Regions from separate parts of the Homo sapiens genome. Here region 1 is linked to region 2. Evidence: chromatin loops called from intact Hi-C (ENCODE). Cell type or tissue: heart left ventricle. All regions are shown on one strand.

Evidence for each region. Hi-C counts contacts between places; a loop is a spot of excess contacts. Peaks named below come from ENCODE experiments on the same cell type or tissue, not always from the same donor. Only the 100,000 strongest peaks of a DNase experiment are listed, where the experiment ranks them.
Region 1: it touches region 2 in a loop (2.4-fold over the local background); 1 of 110 quality-filtered maps calls a loop at or near these places.

Annotation. Positions count from the first base shown.
Region 1 is chr10:118,865,962-118,869,961 of GRCh38, forward strand. LINC03036 (long intergenic non-protein coding RNA 3036) reads right to left here. Exons shown (of 4, transcript NR_186540.1): 3 at 226-357. Among named protein-coding and RNA genes, the nearest start is that of CACUL1, 110 kb to the left of the region's middle. RefSeq lists an enhancer at 1-270. In heart left ventricle, no CTCF peak of the experiment used is centred here; no DNase peak of the experiment used is centred here.
Region 2 is chr10:118,957,221-118,961,220 of GRCh38, forward strand. The region is part of intron 2 of LINC03036 (long intergenic non-protein coding RNA 3036); the gene reads right to left. Among named protein-coding and RNA genes, the nearest start is that of LINC03036, 70 kb to the right of the region's middle. RefSeq lists enhancers at 1,725-2,455, 2,456-3,185. In heart left ventricle, no CTCF peak of the experiment used is centred here; a DNase peak (open chromatin) is centred at 2,111; H3K27ac peaks cover 972 bases.

The sequences.
Region 1 (4,000 bases), 91 kb before region 2:
GAAGAAGTTAGGTGTTTTTACTTCTTTATCCTATTCTGCATTGTGTGAATTTTTTAAATGACTATGTAATATATTTACAGACAGGAAAAAAGTGGAAATGTCACCTAGGAAACTTATCTCTCTTTTATATAAAAACATGGACTTTGAGTCCTTAGAAACCCTGCCTCCTCCACCACCCCCTGCCGATTCCCCTGCTACCAACTCCTGTAATGGAATCTGACTGACCTTGGCGTTGCTCTTCTCACTGGCCCAGGAGAATCAAATCCATGCTGTATGTGTGTGGCGGGGATGGGGAGCACCAAGCCCCAGGGAGGCCTTTGTGCAGATGCCAAGGAATAAGTTTCCCTTCCCAGCTGTCTGCAAACAGAGCAAAGAAATTACCCATGAAACCAACTCCAGCCATGTTAGAAAAAAATCCTTCCATCCAAGTCATAATATTTTTAGAGTGAGATTTACTTTACAATATTTTAATAACTGCAGCATGGTGACTGGAAGTCCTTTGCAGCTGGTCTCCGGGGCCTTCCTGGGACGTTGCACTTAATGAGGTTTATAATTCAATATAACTACATCTGCATCTTTAATTATGCCTAACATTTAATCTTCATTGCTGCACTTGAATTGGAAGAGCTAAAATTAGGCCTGCTTTAGTTTAATCTGATAATAAACATCCATGACATTTAGAGAAAAATGTACTCATTTCATTAGAGTGGCCGAAACATTTGCCATTTGCCTGAACTGAACAAATACTCTCAACAGCCCATCCAACTGTAACAAAGAACATTGTTTTAAACAATTCCCTTGTAGACTCCTGGAACTCTAGAGCTGACAAGGACCTTGGAGGTTAAGTAGTCCAATATCACCACTTTGCCAGTGAGGGCACTAAGGCCCACAGAGGTTAAGTCATTTGTCCAAAGTCACACAGCAAATTAGCAGGTATTACAGGAAACAGAACCCAGGATTCTTTTTATTTTTTTAAGAGTAAAGTGATAGCAAGTTTATTAAGAAAGTATAGGAATAAAAGAATGGGAATAAAAGAATGGCTACTCCATCTGCAGAGCACCAGGATTCTTAAGTCTCTGGCCAAAACAATCTTTGTCATTCTTCTACTGCCAACCTGGGACATCATTTTTTGATGGCTAAGTCTCCCTCTGAGCAACCATCACCTCCCTTTTTTTTTATGGAATTCAGACAGGATGTCATTCAAGTACCTATATTGAGCCTCACAGCCTGACCCCAAACGCAAACTAATAAGAAAATATAAAAGGCAAGATGTTAAAAGACACACCGTCATTAAAACCAAGACAAACATCTCCGTGAACCAAAACCCAAGTAAATAAAGCATAAAATGGGCTGCTGAAGCTTGAGCCGATTTGGCTGCAGGTTCAAAAGGAGACAGAGAACCTGTTTGAGCTTTGATTTAACCTGGGCAGTGGCTGAAAAAAAAAACCTGCTACTGACCACTGCCACGGGGGACCATTTGTCTGAACCTGATTACATAGAAAGAATAGAGAGGTCAGAGGGAGCAGACAGATTCTCCAACAACATCTGGGCCAAGCTGCCCACTGAATTAGTGACAGGGACTGCACATCCCTGGGAAGGCGAAGGGGAAGGGGGAAAGGAGAGAGAGGGAAGGAGAGAAGGAGGGAGAAAGGAAGGAGAGAAAAAGCAAGGAATTAAATAGACACCACTGAAAATCAAATTGCTGGCATGTAAGAAAGCTTTGAGATAATCACACTACTGCAGAGGAAATATATGCAGAGATTAGAGCAATTAGAACATAACAGCTATTTTTTTGAAATGATCTAACACAGAATAGCTGGTACCTTTGAAATAAAGAACTGTCATGGTTAATGTTACGTGTCTACTTGTCTAGACTATGGTGGCTAAAAAGTTTGATTAACACCCATCTAGATGTTGCTATGAAGGTATTCTTTAGATGTGGTTAACTTTTAAATCAGTAGACTTTTAGTTAACAGAATACTCTCATCTGTAATCCAATGTGGGTGGGCCTCAACCAATCAGTTGAAGACCTTAAAAGAAAAAGACTGATGTCCTTCAAGGAAGAAGGAATTCTGCCTTCCGACTGCCTTTAGATTTGAGGCTGCCACATTAGCTCTTCCTGGGTCTCCTGCCTGCCTAGATTTTGGACTTGCCAACTCCCACCATTGCATGAGCGAATTCCTTAAAATCTCTCTCTTTCTCCATATACTTATTTATATTTATTTTTGTATCTGTATTTATATTTAGTTTTGTTTCTCCAGAGGACCCTAATACAAAAACTCAAGAAAATTTTTAAACAGTGTGTTCACATTCACGTGGTTGAAAAATCACATATGTGATAAGACAAAAGGAAAAGGGAAATTTTTAAATTTTTTAACAGAATATTACAAAATAAAATAAAAAGTATATTCAGAAGGATAATTCAGGGAGGATTCCCCCAAAATGAAGGAATCACTAAATCTGACCATTGAGAGGGCATACCATGTAACAAATAAAAATGATATTGAATGCTCAATATTAAGGCATATCCTGCTGAAGCCATTGAACTTGAAAATAAAGTACTTTCTTCAGTACAATGACAATTAATACACGTTGAGGGAATGGCACAATTAGACAATGACAATTTGCAAACCATCATAACGATAATTGACTCAGGCAAGAATCATTAGCAGAGGCTAAAACTTGTGGGTGAAAATTTCAGGATGAACAAGATATTGTCATAGTCTCAAAATACCTCCCCACAAAATACCAATTTCCTACAAAGGTGAAAATAGCAACCATGAAAGTGGAAAAGCCCAGCAGACACCACCGTAACCAAGTAACCAAAGTTACTGTCCGAAGCCATGGCGCAAGGAACACAGCACTGCTATGTGACTCATTCCACTTCTCTAGGCTTGCTATTTTGTCGTTAACCCATTCTCACCTGTGAAGCCATCTACTCTCTGCTTCACACTATCTTGGACTGTCAGCTTTTAGGAGGCAGGGATTGGTCTGCTTAATTTATCCTGAAGGAGCTGGGCAAGAGGCAGATGTTTCCGACCTCATACAGGTGCACCTCAGAAGGGCCTTTACACCCAATCCTTTATTTGACCCTCACAACCTGAAAGCTAAGTCAAACAGGTTTTTCTCTCATTTCTACAAATGCAAAAACAAAGGCTCAGAGAGGTGAAGCCACCTGCCCAAAGTCACACAACTAGCAAGTGGTCAAGCCCAGATATCCTGGCTCCAACAAGATGCTGCAGTAGACACTGTGGTTGATGCCTCAACATCCATCCCAGCCCTGTCCCTCTGTGTGGCCACAGTTATTTCAGGGACTGGCCCTGCCTCCAGATGGGCCTCACTTAGTCAATATGAATTATAGAATCCCATCCCTCTTCATCAGGGATTGGATCAAAAGCCCAGCCTGAGCTTGTCCCTACCTTGTGCCACCTACCTTGTCCCAGGAATTGGTTCTTGCCAATAAGACACAAAAAGTCTGCTGGCCAGGCGCAGTGGCTCACGCCTGTAATCCCAGCACTTTGGGAGACCAAGGCGGGCGGATCACAAGGTCAGGAGATCGAGACCATCCTGGCTAACATGATGAAACCCCATCTGTACTAAAAATACAAAAAAATGAGCCAGGCATGGTGGCGGGCGCCTGTAGTCCCAGCTACTCAGGAGGCTGTGGCAGGAGAATGGCATGAATCTGGGAGGCAGAGCTTGCAGTGAGCCGAGATCGCGCCACTGCACTCCAGCCTGGGCAACAGTGCGAGACTCTGTCTCAAACAAACAAACAAAAAAAAGACATAAGTAGTCTGCTGAGGGCTTTTAGGGAATTTTTCCTTACTATTAAAGGACAAGATTAGACCAGGCCAGATGGCTCACACCTGAAATCCTACAACTCTGGGAGGCCAATGTGGGCAGATTGTGTGAATTCAGGAGTTTGAGACCCGCCTAGGCAACAGCAAAACCCCATCTCTACAAAAAATATAGAAATTGGCTGAGCATGGTCGTGCATGCC
Region 2 (4,000 bases):
TGCAGTAGACACTCACTGGACACAGTGGCATCGCTGCCAGATCTTGGAAAGTAGAGAAAGCCCCTGGGATGGTTACAGTAACTCCCAACCCAGAGCCACCTGCTACGGATGGGTTTTTGTTATGGTTCAAATTATGTCTCCCAAAAAGATACATCTTAACCTCCACTACCTTGAAATATGATCTTATTTGAAAATAAGGACGTTGCAGATGAAATGAGGTTAAGACGAGGTCACACTGGAGTAGGGTGGGCCCCTAATCCAATATGACTGGTGTCTTTATAAGAAGAGAAGACACACAAAGACAGACACACAGAGACAAGACAGCCCGGTGAAGACAGAGGCAGAGATTGTGTGATGCCGCCACACACCAAGGAACACTCAGGACTGCCCACAGCCGCCAGAAGCTGGAAGAGCAGGAAGGATCCTCCCCTGCAGGGTTCAGAGGGGGCACGGCCCTGCAGACACCTTGATTTTGGACTTGTAGCCCTTGGAACTGTGAGACAATCAAGTTCTGCTGTTTTAAGCCACCCAGTTTGGAGTACTTGGTTGATATTAGCTCTAGGACACTAAGACAGATTTTCACTGATCTCTTTCCAGGTTTCCAAAGGTAGATTTAACCATTTGAATGGAAACCATGCGCCAGCCACTTTTGTGGGGGGTTTCCCAAAGTGTGTTCTGGAACTGCAGGATGTCGACGGTTGTTGATGGTTGACCTGGAAAAATATGTGAAAAGGGGTTCTGTGGTCGACACGATTTGGATGTGTGTCCAAGCCCAAATCTCATGTCAAATTATAATCCCCAGTGTTGGAGGTGGGGCCAGGTGGGAGGTGACTGGATCACAGGAGCGGATTTCTCATGAATGGTTTAGCGCCATCCCGTCAGTGCAGGTCTCATGATGGTGAGTGCTTACAAGGTCTGATTGTTCAAAGGGGTGCATGACCTCCCCTCTCTCTCTCTTGCTCGTGCTCCCGCCACGTAAGACGCCTGCTCCCATTTTGTCTTTCGCCATGAGTAAAAGCTCCCTGAGGCCCTCCCAGAAGTAGATGCCACCACACTTCCTATACATGCCTGCAGAATCATGAGCCAATTAAGCCTCTTTTCTTGGCGGGGCATGGTGGCTCACGCTTGATATCCCAGCACTTTAGGAGGCTGAGGCGGGTGGATCACCTGAGGTCAGGAGTTCAAGACCAGCCTGGCCAACATGGCAAAACATCGTCTCTACTAAAAATACTAAAATTAGCCGGGCATGGTGGTGCACACCTGTAATCCCAGCTACTCGAGAGGTTGAGGCGCAAGAATCGCTTAAACCCAGGAGGCGGAGGTTGCAGTTAGCTGAGATCACACCACTACACTCCAGCCTGAGAGACACGGTGAGACTCCTTCTAAAAAAAAAAAACAAAAAACTCTTTTCTTATAAATGACCTAGTCTCAGGTATGTATTTGTAGCAATTCGAGAACAGACTAATACAGTGGTCAAGTAATCAGGGAACAGTTGAACAGTTTCTTGCACGACTTCTCAGGGCCTTTAACATGCTAGTGTGTCTTGTGAATACCCATGAGCGGATACAGGAATGGTTGTCCTACTTCTATTTTTTTGTTTTTTTAGTTTTGATTTTTTATTTTGTCCTAAATTTATGTAACCACAGAAGCCTCTTCTCAGAGCCTCTGGTGGGATTTGCCTCTGTAGAGTGGAGCTGGGAAAATCCTGCAAGAGCGAGTCCAGTGGTAACAGAGGAAAAGGCCCATGTTCAGGGAGTTTGGAGCTCCCCATATGGAAGATGCATTTGCCTCCCTGTGGGATAACCTCAGGGCCACTTTAGGTTCATGGGGCTGCAAGCTGGTGCTCTACAGATCTGCAGCAAGAGTGTGACTTCCAGTCCTGTGTTGCACTGAATTCCAGGGACCGCGTGTGTCCCCGTTCCCCTCCCCAGCCACCCCCCACCACCCCCCATACACATAGTTGGCATTTAACCTTGCCAAATATCTTTGGTATGGCAATAGAATGATCTGGCTCCTAAAGAAAGAAGTCAGAGTTCAAAATGCTGAGTCATTCACCACGAGAGCAGTGCCTGAGGAGAAGTAGGTCAGCCTGGGCCGAGCCTCCCCACCCCTCCTTGGCATCAAAAGCACCCAGCACAGTAAAGGCAGCTCACACATGGCCGGGGCTGTTCTACAGGCTCTATCTGTATCCACTCTTTAAAGCCTCATGACAATGCTACAAGGGGTAACTGTGAGTCTCCTGAAATTCCAGATAGGAAACTGAGGCACAAGGAAGGGAGGAGGGATGGACCCCCAGCAACCCGGCCACATCCCTAACCAGAAACAAAGGATGGATCATCCTAGACACTGCAGCAAAAGACAAGAGTTAACCACTCATTCCCCAAACACAGGAGCAGACCCCACCCTTGAGAAGCTTGCACTGATGGAGACAGACAAGCAGCACCCCCACGGCAACAGCAGTGGGCAACAACCTGCTAGGAGGAGGCCCGATGCCATGGGAGTACCAGTAGGGGTACCCCGCCTGGACTTTGGAGGTGGTGGTACTCAGGGAGAGCTTCCTGGAGGAGGCAGTCTCTAAGCCAGGTTCTGAGAACAAGTGGGAGTTAGCCAGGTGAAGTAACTTTAACATGCTAGTGTGCCTTGTGAATACCCATGAGAGGATACAGGAGTGGTTGTTTCAGCCCAAGGATGCACCTGTGCAGAAACTTAGAAGCCAGGAGACAGCAAGGGCCTTTTGGGGAACTTGGGGAGGAACAGAGTAAGAAGCCGAAGCCAGCTGCCATCAAGGAAGCTCTCTGACCCACAGCCACGCTGTAAGTTGGAAAGTCTGGATTCAAATCCTGACTCCATTTATTCCTAGCTGAGTGACCGTGGGCTGTTAAACAACCTTTCTGGGCCTCAGCTTCCATATCTGGAAAATGCAGAAAGGAACAGTACCTTCCACACAGGGCTGTTGTGTGGGTGAAAGGATCTGCTGTGTATCAAGCACTTGGCCTAGGCATAAGGAAGCACTAAGTGGTGTCCACATCGTCATTGGGTAGGAGTCAGCCCAAGCCCTCCAGCAATTCAGCAAGAGTTACACAAAGTTACATTCAGTCCTGCAGAGCAGGTCCAGCTAAGTACAAAGGCAGGCTTGGGGCTTCCAGGAAAGGGGAGAAGCAGCCGGTGAGACCACAGGAACATCCGCCCTCCCCGCCCTGGCCCCAGGCCTCCGGGTTGCCTCCTCCTTCCCAAGGTAAGGCCCTGCCAAGAAATTCCACTGAAATTCCAAGAAAGTTCACTTTGAGTTTCACCCAGTCCCTAAATGGAAACACGCATGCGCACGTGCACACACACATGTGCACACGCACACACAGCATGAGGGGAAACCTAGAGCATCTTTATTTTATCCCCACCATGAAGCGGACTGGTTTGGAAAAGTACCCTGCCTGCCTCTTCATGGGGCTGGGTGTGGTCCTGAGCAAGATGGCAGGAGGTGGACGTGAAACCCATCTCTTCCCCCGCCGTGGGGACATCATTTCTCATTGGGAGTTGGCAGAAGGAGCTGTGATAAGGGGCGTCCTCTCTCCAAGCCTTGGGGATCTGGAAGGGATGCAGGTGATTCCACCCATAAAAAGCATCCTGGCAGATCCCCAAGCTGGGCCACCTGCATCTGCAGCATTTCTCATGAGGCCTCCTCATGTAGATTCATGGAAAACTTGGTAGGGTACTTTTCAGGTGGACATTTGACTATCTTAAGCAGGTGCACCCCTTTAAAATGGGATCTGGAGCCGATTACCCCCACCCTGAGTGAGAAGTGCACCTGATGGGGGAACTTATCACCCGTGGCCTCAGATTGTTAAGCGACAGCTCCAGCCCCTTGATCTTGGTGTGCCCTCGGCTCTCCAGACTGGTAGCTTTCAGGTCAGCAGCAGCCATGGGGAGGAAGTGTGCCTTATTCTGGTTTAGAAAGCACTCTGGTGCTTCAGCTTCTGAGCACCTATCCTTTAAAATGCCCCCT